2 separate regions of the Homo sapiens genome follow, and region 2 is linked to region 1. The links are chromatin loops, found by intact Hi-C in ENCODE. Cell type or tissue: heart right ventricle. All regions are shown on one strand.

Region 1 (5,000 bases):
CACTATCAACAATATTGTGTGGAAAAACACACATGAATGCTTTTCATGAAAAGGTATTCAGAAGAATCAGGCTCAATGTTCGGGACTTTGGTAAATTCATTTTGCTTATATTTTCCTTTCCTACATACACACAGTACTAAGCAAATCTATGTATAAGTGTCTAAAAGCACTAAGTATAAAGTAAAAATTCGATATGACATAACATATTGTCATAGTTTTATTAGCAGCTCTTTTCCTTTCTTTTGAGTGGAACATATAATTGAAGATAGGTTAGATTTGAATAGATAACAATAAATTGAATAGGCACTAGGTCTGTGAGTTTGTAAACTTCCCTCAGTGAAGGACCAGAGCTTGGTGTTTTGTTGTTGTTTTGGTAGGTATTTTGTTGTCTGTTGGAAATGAGGTAAGAAGATCCTATGAAGTCGTCACAAATATTGGTTATACTTGTTTGTAGAAGCAACATAATTTCAAGAAAAGCCACCTTCTCACATCACCTTTTACAGCTTCTTAACATAGGTCACAGGTTGCATTTTGAATTAGGTGAATACTCCATTTGTCAGTCGGTAACCACTTCTGAAATTAATTTATTATATTTCCCCAATATAACAGCAATACATGTTGGTATAGAAAACACCTTATATTAAAAAAAAAGTCTATGTACCTACATGTGAGTATGTAATCAGCCATGTCTTCCACCCAATGTGGAAAATTTCTTTCTTAAAAATTTTCTTAGGCCAGGAGCGGTGGCTCACACCTGCAATTCCCAGCACTTTGGGAGGCCAAGGTGGGTGGATCACCTGAAATTGGGAGTTCGAGACCACCCTGACCAACATGGAGAAACCCTGTCTCTACTAAAAATACAAAATTAGCCGCGCGTGGTGGTACATGCCTGTAATCCCAGCTACTCGGGAGGCTGAGGCAGGAGAATTGCTTGAACCCTGAAGGCGGAGGTTGCGGTGAGCCGAGATCGCATCATTGGACTCCAGCCTGGGCAACAAGAGCAAAACTCCGTCTAAAAAAAAAAAAGTTTCTTATACATTTTTCGATGCCGTTTCTTTTTTTCTTTGTTTATGAAAATGTCTCAGATCAAAGTAATATATCTTCATTGTCCAGGATATTTCGTTAAGTATAGAAAAATATAAAGCAGCATGAAACATACTATCCTTCATCTCACCACCCAGAGATCACATCTTAATATTTTTGGCCATTGCATTCAATCTAGGGCAAAAACAGGCAGCATAACTTGCACACAGTGGATGCTCACTGCATCCCTGCTGAATGCATGAATGCAGAAAGAGAACTTGGAGAAGGGCCCATTTGTCTTGCTAATAGAATCAATTATACAGCTCTTATGGTCTAAAATTATTTGTCTTCTCAAGTTTGCCTCATTATTGTCACACAGCAGGAGCCTGGCCAAGACACAGCCATCTTTCTACTATTTGACAACCAAGCACTTTGGAAGGAATGGTCACTGTTTTCACTTCATTCCTGTCATTCATTCTCTCACTCATTAAATAAATATTAAGTGCCCACCATGTGCCGGAAATACGGAGAAGAAAAAAAAACATGACCCCTGCCCTCATGCAAATTACTGTGTAAAGACAAAAGACAATAAACATAAACACATAAATATATATATATACAAAATTTTATAAGTGCAAAAATAGAAGAGAACAAGTGGCTGGGAAAATAAACGGGGCAATGGTATAATTAAGGAGGGGACAGGGAAGGCCTTTCTGACGCAGTGACAAGTCGGGTCAAGAAGGAACGAAAGGGAAGGTTATGAGGCTGTCAAACTTTGAGTGTGGCCAAAAAAATAATGAAGAAAGTGATGGAGGAAAGACTAGGCTGAAGAAGTAGGGCAGTAGTGAAGTGTCTTGTAAGCCATGCTAAGGATTTTGAGTTTTATTCTATGTACTGTTGGAAACCAATACTTTTTTTGTAGTGTAAATTGAGCTTATTTTTCACAGATAGGTTTCAAGATGCAAAGCATACAAGGACCAAAAATAATTATATGAAAACTCTCCCTCCCTCCGGTTTCCTAGCCACCCAGTTTCCCTCTTCAGAGCTGCCAGTCTTTCCTACGGAAAGACTCTAGGCACAAACAAGCCCATCTATCTGTTTATATTATAATGCATTTTCAGCACTGGGACGAGCCCATCTGATTTAAGACCACCTGAATGCTGAGAGGGCATGACTCTGCGTTAGAACTCTGCGCTACTGCCCACGCATCTCACAAAGTCTACTACGCCGCGCGTTCTCGGTTTCAACGCACCTCCAGGATTCAGGGCTTCCTAAGCTGCAATTCAGCAGGGCTCCCTTGCTTGTTCTCACTCTGTGCCCCCGGCAACGACCCCGCGCGCCTACACTCCCGTGCCGCCTCAGCTACTAGTCCGCAACTTCTAGCCCCAAAACGCTGGAGCTCAGAACCCAGCTCAGGTGCGCTCGTCGGTTTCCCAGGGAGACTGGGGCTGATTGTAGGCACGCGGGGGCGGGAAGACAGCTTCTTGCTTCTGGCTGCGATGGAGGCGGATCTGGGCGGGGCCGAAACGGGGGCGGGGCCAAGTGTGGGGGCGTAGTCAGGCGTGGGGGCGGGCCGGCGCCGGCGCCGCGGTCGGCGGCAGCGCTCTCCTAAGCTCTCGCGGCTGCGCTTCGGTCCCGGACCCGGGCCACCCACGGGGTAGTGGGTGCTCCTCGGCCCCGGACATTGCAAGCCCCAGAAGGTAAATTTGCGTGGGAGCCGCGCACCTGGAGCGCGAGGGTACCCATGATGAGGGCGGGAGGCTGGATGGCGACAGAAGGGAGCGTCCCGCGGCGAGTTTCCCAAGAAAGCTGAACTCGTCCCAAGTTTCTTGTGCCTCGGCTTGCACTCAGTGAATGGGTGGCGGGCTCATTTGCTGCGGGTGGTCTTTTGGCGCGGGAGGGACGCGGAGGTGATTGGATTAATCCGCCTGGGCGGCAGCCCAGATTTCTGCCGGGAACCGCGCACCGCAGTGGTGCAGTTTTTGCCCGAGAAAGGGCGGGTAAGTGCGGTGCAGTCGTGTCCTGCGCAGCAGCAGGGGGACCGCCGGTCTGGGAGCACGCGAGTCGGCCAGGCGTCCCCGGTTGTCCAGAGGCACAGTTTCCTAACTTCTTTCCTCTTTAGGCAAGACTAACTCGGTGTTGCTCCTCCCGGCGCTGACTTCGAGGCCCGGCTATGGACGGCGAGAGCGAGGTGGATTTTTCTAGCAACAGCATAACCCCTTTGTGGCGGAGGCGGTCGATTCCTCAGCCCCACCAGGTTCTGGGCCGGAGCAAGCCGAGGCCCCAGTCCTACCAGAGCCCCAACGGGTTACTAATTACGGATTTCCCGGTGGAGGACGGAGGGACGCTCCTCGCAGCGCAGATTCCCGCCCAGGTGCCCACCGCCTCGGACAGCAGGACGGTACATAGGAGCCCCCTGCTTCTGGGCGCCCAGCGGAGAGCGGTGGCCAATGGTGGGACGGCATCCCCGGAGTACAGGGCTGCCTCTCCTCGACTTCGACGGCCCAAGTCACCCAAGCTCCCCAAAGCGGTGCCTGGCGGCTCCCCGAAATCCCCAGCAAATGGCGCGGTGACCTTGCCTGCGCCGCCGCCGCCGCCGGTTCTGCGCCCCCCGCGGACTCCTAACGCGCCCGCCCCCTGCACCCCCGAGGAGGACCTTACTGGGTTGACTGCCAGCCCGGTGCCTTCGCCCACTGCAAATGGCCTTGCCGCTAATAACGACTCTCCTGGGTCAGGTTCGCAGTCCGGCCGGAAGGCAAAGGACCCCGAACGGGGGCTCTTTCCTGGGCCCCAGAAAAGTTCTTCGGAACAAAAACTCCCCCTCCAAAGGCTGCCCTCCCAGGAGAACGAGCTCCTCGAGAATCCTTCCGTGGTTTTGAGTACAAACAGCCCCGCCGCCCTCAAAGTGGGGAAGCAGCAGATCATTCCGAAGAGTCTGGCCTCGGAAATTAAAATAAGTAAATCCAACAATCAAAATGTGGAGCCCCACAAGAGACTCCTCAAGGTGCGCAGCATGGTGGAGGGCCTAGGAGGACCCCTGGGTCACGCAGGGGAGGAGAGTGAGGTCGATAACGACGTGGATAGCCCAGGGTCTCTGCGGAGAGGCTTGCGGTCCACGTCTTATCGCAGGGCAGTGGTCAGTGGCTTTGATTTTGACAGTCCTACCAGCTCGAAGAAGAAGAACAGAATGTCCCAGCCTGTTCTGAAAGTGGTGATGGAAGACAAGGAGAAGTTTTCCAGTCTGGGAAGGATAAAGGTAAAAGTGGGCAGGAGTGTGGCACGCCATTCACTAAGCGGAAAGTAAATGTGTTGGGAGTGGGGAGGAGGAGCGTAGAGGAAACCCGAAGAAGTCATTCCGTTTTAATTCTGTGTTTTGCTCTTGATTGCTAGTGTACATCCAGCTCTTGGCCACTTTGATGCTGGCAGGCACAGCCGAGTTTAGTGCAACTTTGTGGGAAGAAGTGAAATTCATCACTTTTAAATTTCTAAGCTCAGGCAGAATTGGGGGGGACAAGAGTGAAATATGGCAGATTATTGGCTGAGTGAGTCTTTACCACTTTTAAAAGAGATAGCTGAAAGGGGGAGGAGCATGTTCAGAACCGCACTCTGCAGTCAAGTTGTCTGGAGTTTGCTTAGAGGTTTCAGTCAATGATAGCTGTTATCACAGCTGATTCAGAAAAATACTGATTCCTGTTTGAGCCTGTTGATTATTTTTTGCTTTTACTTACTGAATTTTGAGTGGTTACTACGCACTTGATGTCATTCAGGTAGAATGTGAATTTGAAAATCAGTTGCCAGGATCACAAAAGACATAAATATTTTGTCATCTTTTTTGTTGCTTGTTTTTGTCACCGTGGCCTTTGGTTGTGTTTTATTCCCGTTGTATGCCCATTCATCCTTGAGTGCATGTAACAGATTGGCAGCTGAAAACTTAAGGTTAGGGTGGACACTGTGTGGTATTGCTCCCCTATATTGTC
Region 2 (5,000 bases), 110 kb after region 1:
CAGAGCCAGGATTCTAATCTGAGTCTTTGTTTCCAGAGGCTCAATTTCTTTATGTTCATTACTTCTTCATTTTATTTTTCTAGAATATTTCACTTTTCCCCTCATCCTATAAAGTTATTGGGGGAAAAAAGCATAGAAACTTACAACTTTTTTGTTTGTTTGGAGAAACATCTTTTCCAAAGTAAGCTTTTGTTGAGTATTTTTATAGTTTTACTGGTTGTAGGAGAAAACTAGAACCAGTACCAAATCATATTTGTGAGTTTTCCTCTGCCATTAGCTAATCTAGCATCAGAATCTGGGGAAGAGTTTCCCTTTGTTAACATTTCCTTCCTGCAGACATTTAAGACAGGAGATTTCTACTTCCTGATTTCTGGTTCCATAAATACTGTGTATAGCTTGAGCCCTGGTTACAACTTTCTAGGTTTTATAAAAAGGTTTTCAAAATTTTTAATTTTTTTTTCAGGTTTTATAAAATTTTCTGTAATAGCAAACTACTAGGTCATTATCATAAGGTCAAGGACTTAAGTTCAAATTTGGATTTTCCCAAATAGTTTGAACACCCAGTGGCTCAAAGCTGTGCAGGCTCCCTTGAAAGGTTCATGGCCTGGTTTGGTTCCATTTTTTGCTTTTTCCATGAGAATGCTCTTTCCTATTATAGAAAGCTGAAAATCACCTGATACCTGTTTCATCTGCAGAATAAACTCGTTCCTAGGGAAGTCAAGAGTATCCTGGCTAAAGGAAAGGCAGTAAAAATGATTGCAAGCTCCTTTGTTCCTGAAACACATGAAGCTTGCTTATTTCTGACCATTTTGGAATTGAGTTCTAAATTCAAGATGGCAAGATGGGGTGGAAAAGAAATGGGAGCCCTGTTTCCTTTTTGCTCCTTTTTTTCTTCCGCTGTCATTTGCAGCCTTGATTCCTCTGATGTTATGAGGTATTGTTTCCCCTGCATCTGTAAGGAGAGTTGGCATTGCTGTTAAATGTTGAAAGCTGCCACTACTGAGAAGCACAATATCGATGCCTGGGGTCAGAAAACTGAGCTCAAATCCTGGGCAAATTACTTCTCGTCTCTCAGAGCCTCAGTGTTCTATCTGTAATATGGGGATAATAACATCATCTTCATCATGGAGTTTCTGTGAGAATTAAATGAGATAATGCACATAAAGCTCTTACTACAGTGAATATGAATAGTCCTGCTAAGTAACTGATACATGCTATCATTAAGATTATTTTTGGTATTGTGTTCTCTCTCTAAAGATTTTGCCGTAAATCAAATTATTGCCCTTCTGCTTCTAGAATATTTTATTGTTTTTAAAAAATGATTTTAAACCTTTACGTAATTGCTACATAGCTGAAGGTACGGCACGCTCTAGGACCAGACATGAATTTATGGCCTCCAGAACATGAGCAGTTTAGGAATAAATGCCTTTAACTCTATGCCTTTCCCTCCTCATGAAACCCATGTCAGGCGGCAAGTGAGTGAGGAAAAACTATTGGTCAATTTTTATTCTTTATAAATTGGTGTAAATCATGTGTACACGTTGTAGTAGCAGTTTTTTTTTTTTTTCACTATTCCTAAATGACTAGGAGACACTATAACATTGTTGCTGAAAAATGTGAAATAAATAGTATATTTTTCCTTTTTATTGATGTCGTCAGTAGTGTGGTACTCCTGAATTGGAGTGTGGGGTTGCTGTATAATTTGGATAACCTTGTTACCCACTTAAGAAGCTGTGCCTGCTCTTCAGGGCTTGCTTAGTTCAGCTTATCCCAGGGAGAGAGCTTCAGAAAGGTGGTGACAGCCTCTCAGAACTGTCCATCTCCTCTTTTTCAAGGACTATGGGTTCAGAGCATCCCATGAGCAGCCACAGAAGTGCTGGGCTGTGGCATCTGGTGACCCTTGGTGACAGGGATGGGGCTTCCTGGCCCTTTTCTGGGTCACTGGCCATCTTTTTTGGTGGCAGTCATACTGATGAATGGGGATCCTCATCTCCACTATTTGTTATATTATTAACAATGAAATAGGATGTATGTGGCATGTTTGTTAGACTTCAGAATTAGCTTGAGGAACTGAGCAAGTAAGCCTATTTGAAATCAGTTTCTGGATAAATATTGTGCCTTGTTTTGCTGGTCTGAGCACTTGCCAAATTGTGGATTTCTTGACATGGGTATTTAGCTCTAATTATGCTTGGTCCACTTGTGCATTTGCAAAACATATAATTATCAGGCTTTTAACAAAATGTCAGGCAATTTAAATGGATGGCGTTCTGTTAAGAAAATAAAAAAAATAGCTGACATTTACTGTAAGTCAGGCATGATTGTAAGTGCCTTACACACAATGAGGTAATAAATGTATTATCTCATTTAATCCTCTCAACAATCCAGTCAAGTTGGTACTGTTATTCCCACTTTACAGATGAGAAAACTGAAGCACAGAGAGGATCAGTAACTTGCTTTGGTTCACAAAGCCAGTGAGTGAGTGGGTTTCTTTCTTTCTTTTTTTTTTTTTGAGACGGAGTCACCCAGGCTGGAGTGCAGTGGCATGATCTCGGCTCACTGCAACCTCCAACTCCTGGGTTCAAGCGATTCTCCTGCCTCAGCCTCCGGAGTAGCTGGGACTACAGGTGCTTGCCACCACGCCCGGCTAATTTTTTTTTTCTATTTTTAGTAAAGACGGGGTTTTACCATGTTAGCCAGGATGGTGTGGATCTACTGACCTCGTGATCCACCTGCCTTTGCCTCCCAGAGTGCTGGGATTACAGGTGTGAGCCACTGCATCCAGCCTAGAATTGGGTTTCTTACCAGACATTCCAAATCATGGCTCTACTCTTACCTGCTGTGCCATATTTCATTCCTTTAAAATTGTATATTATTCCACTAAAAACATGTTAGTAGTATAATTCTAAAACCAAATTGAAATGGAAATCAACCTCAGTCAAGTGAAAAAAAATTTTTAACTCCTTGACTTAAAATAAATTTCAGCATAAATTCAATGTCCTTCATCCCAGCAAAGTTTGACTAGAGTGTTTCTGTTCCATTTAAACACACGATCAAGTGCGACGGTTTAGGAATCATGTTTTTTAGAAGGAGAAGGGAAACAAGTTGAAATCTACAGAACACTTTTTCTCATACATATATTGGAGGAAAGTAGGAAGAATTTCCTTTGATCTCATAAACCCCATTAACTCCTGTGTATCAGTGCTACTGGGGGGGAATGTCAGAGCCATTAAATTCCTCAGAGGGATTTAATGCACGACAGTCTAGAAGAGGATCTTGGAGAGTGTCCCCAAAGAAGAATGACTTAGAAATGTCACAGAAGGCATTAGAAGATAGAGTTTCAGGATTCACAGTTGCTCAGTGTCACTAGATTCTGTATACATGCAAAGAGAAATAATGGTGAAATCCAGGTGTTTAATTTGGTGGGGTGATGGGCCATGGTGGCCTTCGGAAGCCATTTCACTGGCCTGTAAGCACAAGGGTCTGAAAAAACGCAGGCAGCTGCTAACTCAGGAAACATTTGTTGTGGCACCAGCACATTCTAGTAAATATTTTTTTCGGGACAGAAAAGCTATGTGAATGTTCTAAAGCCTATGGAAAGGAAACTACTGAATAGGTAAAAAATAAATGTCACTATCTTGAGAATATATGCCAAAAATCATATGAATATCAATGATGTGATAAATCTCAATAGCATCTTTTCTTTTAAATTAAACCTTTTTACAAAAGGAAGAACTGGAAGTGCTGCTTGGGTTTCCATCTGTCGGATTTGGGCCATAAAACAGAGTTTTAAAACAATGTAAGCGGGTACGTGAGAGTTACACCTACAGCTGGGGCTGAGAGACGTGGGTTGTGGGAAAGCTGGCTTGTGCAGTCTAACCCTTTCCCTTGCCTCCCCATCACCATCCTTCCTTTCACTATCCTGGGTGCATCTTGGTAAGCTAGCCTATTTTCCATTCCTGTTCATCCGTATTAAGTATCTAAAATGCTTGCTAATAAGGATTAAGATGAGAACTTGCCCTAAGGTATGTACATGTTTAACAGCACCTCTCTGACCACAAGGCAGGCCGTTAAAGGTCTGTATCCAGCAGAAAGACCTGTCTTGTCACTTAGTTTTTCTTCACAACTCTTTATGTACCCAGAGCTTGGGTCCAAGGAAATATCCTGGTTTAAGGAGTGAGATTGGGATCAACATTTTAAAAAAATATTTGATATGTTTCCCCAAATGTCCCAATATTATTTATTGATTAACCCATTAATTTTTTTAGAGATTTGAAATGTCACCTCTATATCCCCAGACATGTCTGTGTCAACTCGCAAACCCACTATTCTGCTTCACAATTCATCAGTCAACTCGTGCCCTTGTCCCAGTCTTTGAATTTCTGCAGCTTTACAGTATGTTTATTTTTTAATTTTTTAATTTTAATTTTAATTTTTTTTGAAGCGGAGTCTCACTTTGTCGCCCAGGCTGGAGTGCGGTGGCGCAATCTCGGCTCACTGCAAGGTCCGCCTCTCAGGTTCACGCCATTCTTCTGCCTCAGCCTCCTGAGTAGCTGGGACTACAGGCGCTCACCACCGCGCCCGGCTAATTTTTTGTATTTTTAGAGACGGGGTTTCACCGTGTTATCCAGGATGGTCTCGATCTCCTGACCTTGTGATCCGCCCGCCTTGGCCTCCCTACAGTATGTTTTAATACATCATAAGGCTAGTTTATTCTTTTTTTTTTCCACAATCTTTCTGGCTATTTCTGCATGTTTATTTTTTTTCCGTGTTTTACAATCAACTCAACTATTTCTACTCCCTGCCATCTCTCAAAAAACCCTTGCTTGTGTTTTCACTGGGTTGTGTTTAAATTATGTATTAATTTAGGAGGAATTGGTATCTTGATAATATCAAGCTTTTCTATTCATTAATTTGGGCCTTCTTCTAAAGTTGTTTAAGGTTATCTACATATAGAAGAAACCTGTTAAGTTTAATCCATATTAAGGGTTTTGTGGGTTTTG

What was found. A loop is a pair of places that touch in the nucleus more often than their neighbours do. Peaks named below come from ENCODE experiments on the same cell type or tissue, not always from the same donor. Only the 100,000 strongest peaks of a DNase experiment are listed, where the experiment ranks them.
Region 2: it touches region 1 in a loop (8-fold over the local background); 12 of 110 quality-filtered maps call a loop at or near these places.

What each region holds. Positions count from the first base shown.
Region 1 is chr3:154,118,797-154,123,796 of GRCh38, forward strand. ARHGEF26 (Rho guanine nucleotide exchange factor 26) reads left to right here and starts at 2,594. Exons shown (of 15, transcript NM_015595.4): 1 at 2,594-2,723; 2 at 3,146-4,279. The coding sequence starts at 3,197. ARHGEF26-AS1 (ARHGEF26 antisense RNA 1) reads right to left here and starts at 2,414. Exons shown (of 4, transcript NR_037901.1): 1 at 2,276-2,414. In heart right ventricle, a CTCF peak has its summit at 3,025; DNase peaks (open chromatin) are centred at 2,495, 4,102 and 4,255; H3K4me3 peaks cover 3,445 bases; H3K27ac peaks cover 2,270 bases; H3K27me3 peaks cover 2,010 bases.
Region 2 is chr3:154,230,347-154,235,346 of GRCh38, forward strand. All of the region lies in intron 11 of ARHGEF26 (Rho guanine nucleotide exchange factor 26), which reads left to right. Among named protein-coding and RNA genes, the nearest start is that of DHX36, 92 kb to the right of the region's middle. In heart right ventricle, no CTCF peak of the experiment used is centred here; no DNase peak of the experiment used is centred here; H3K27ac peaks cover 1,067 bases.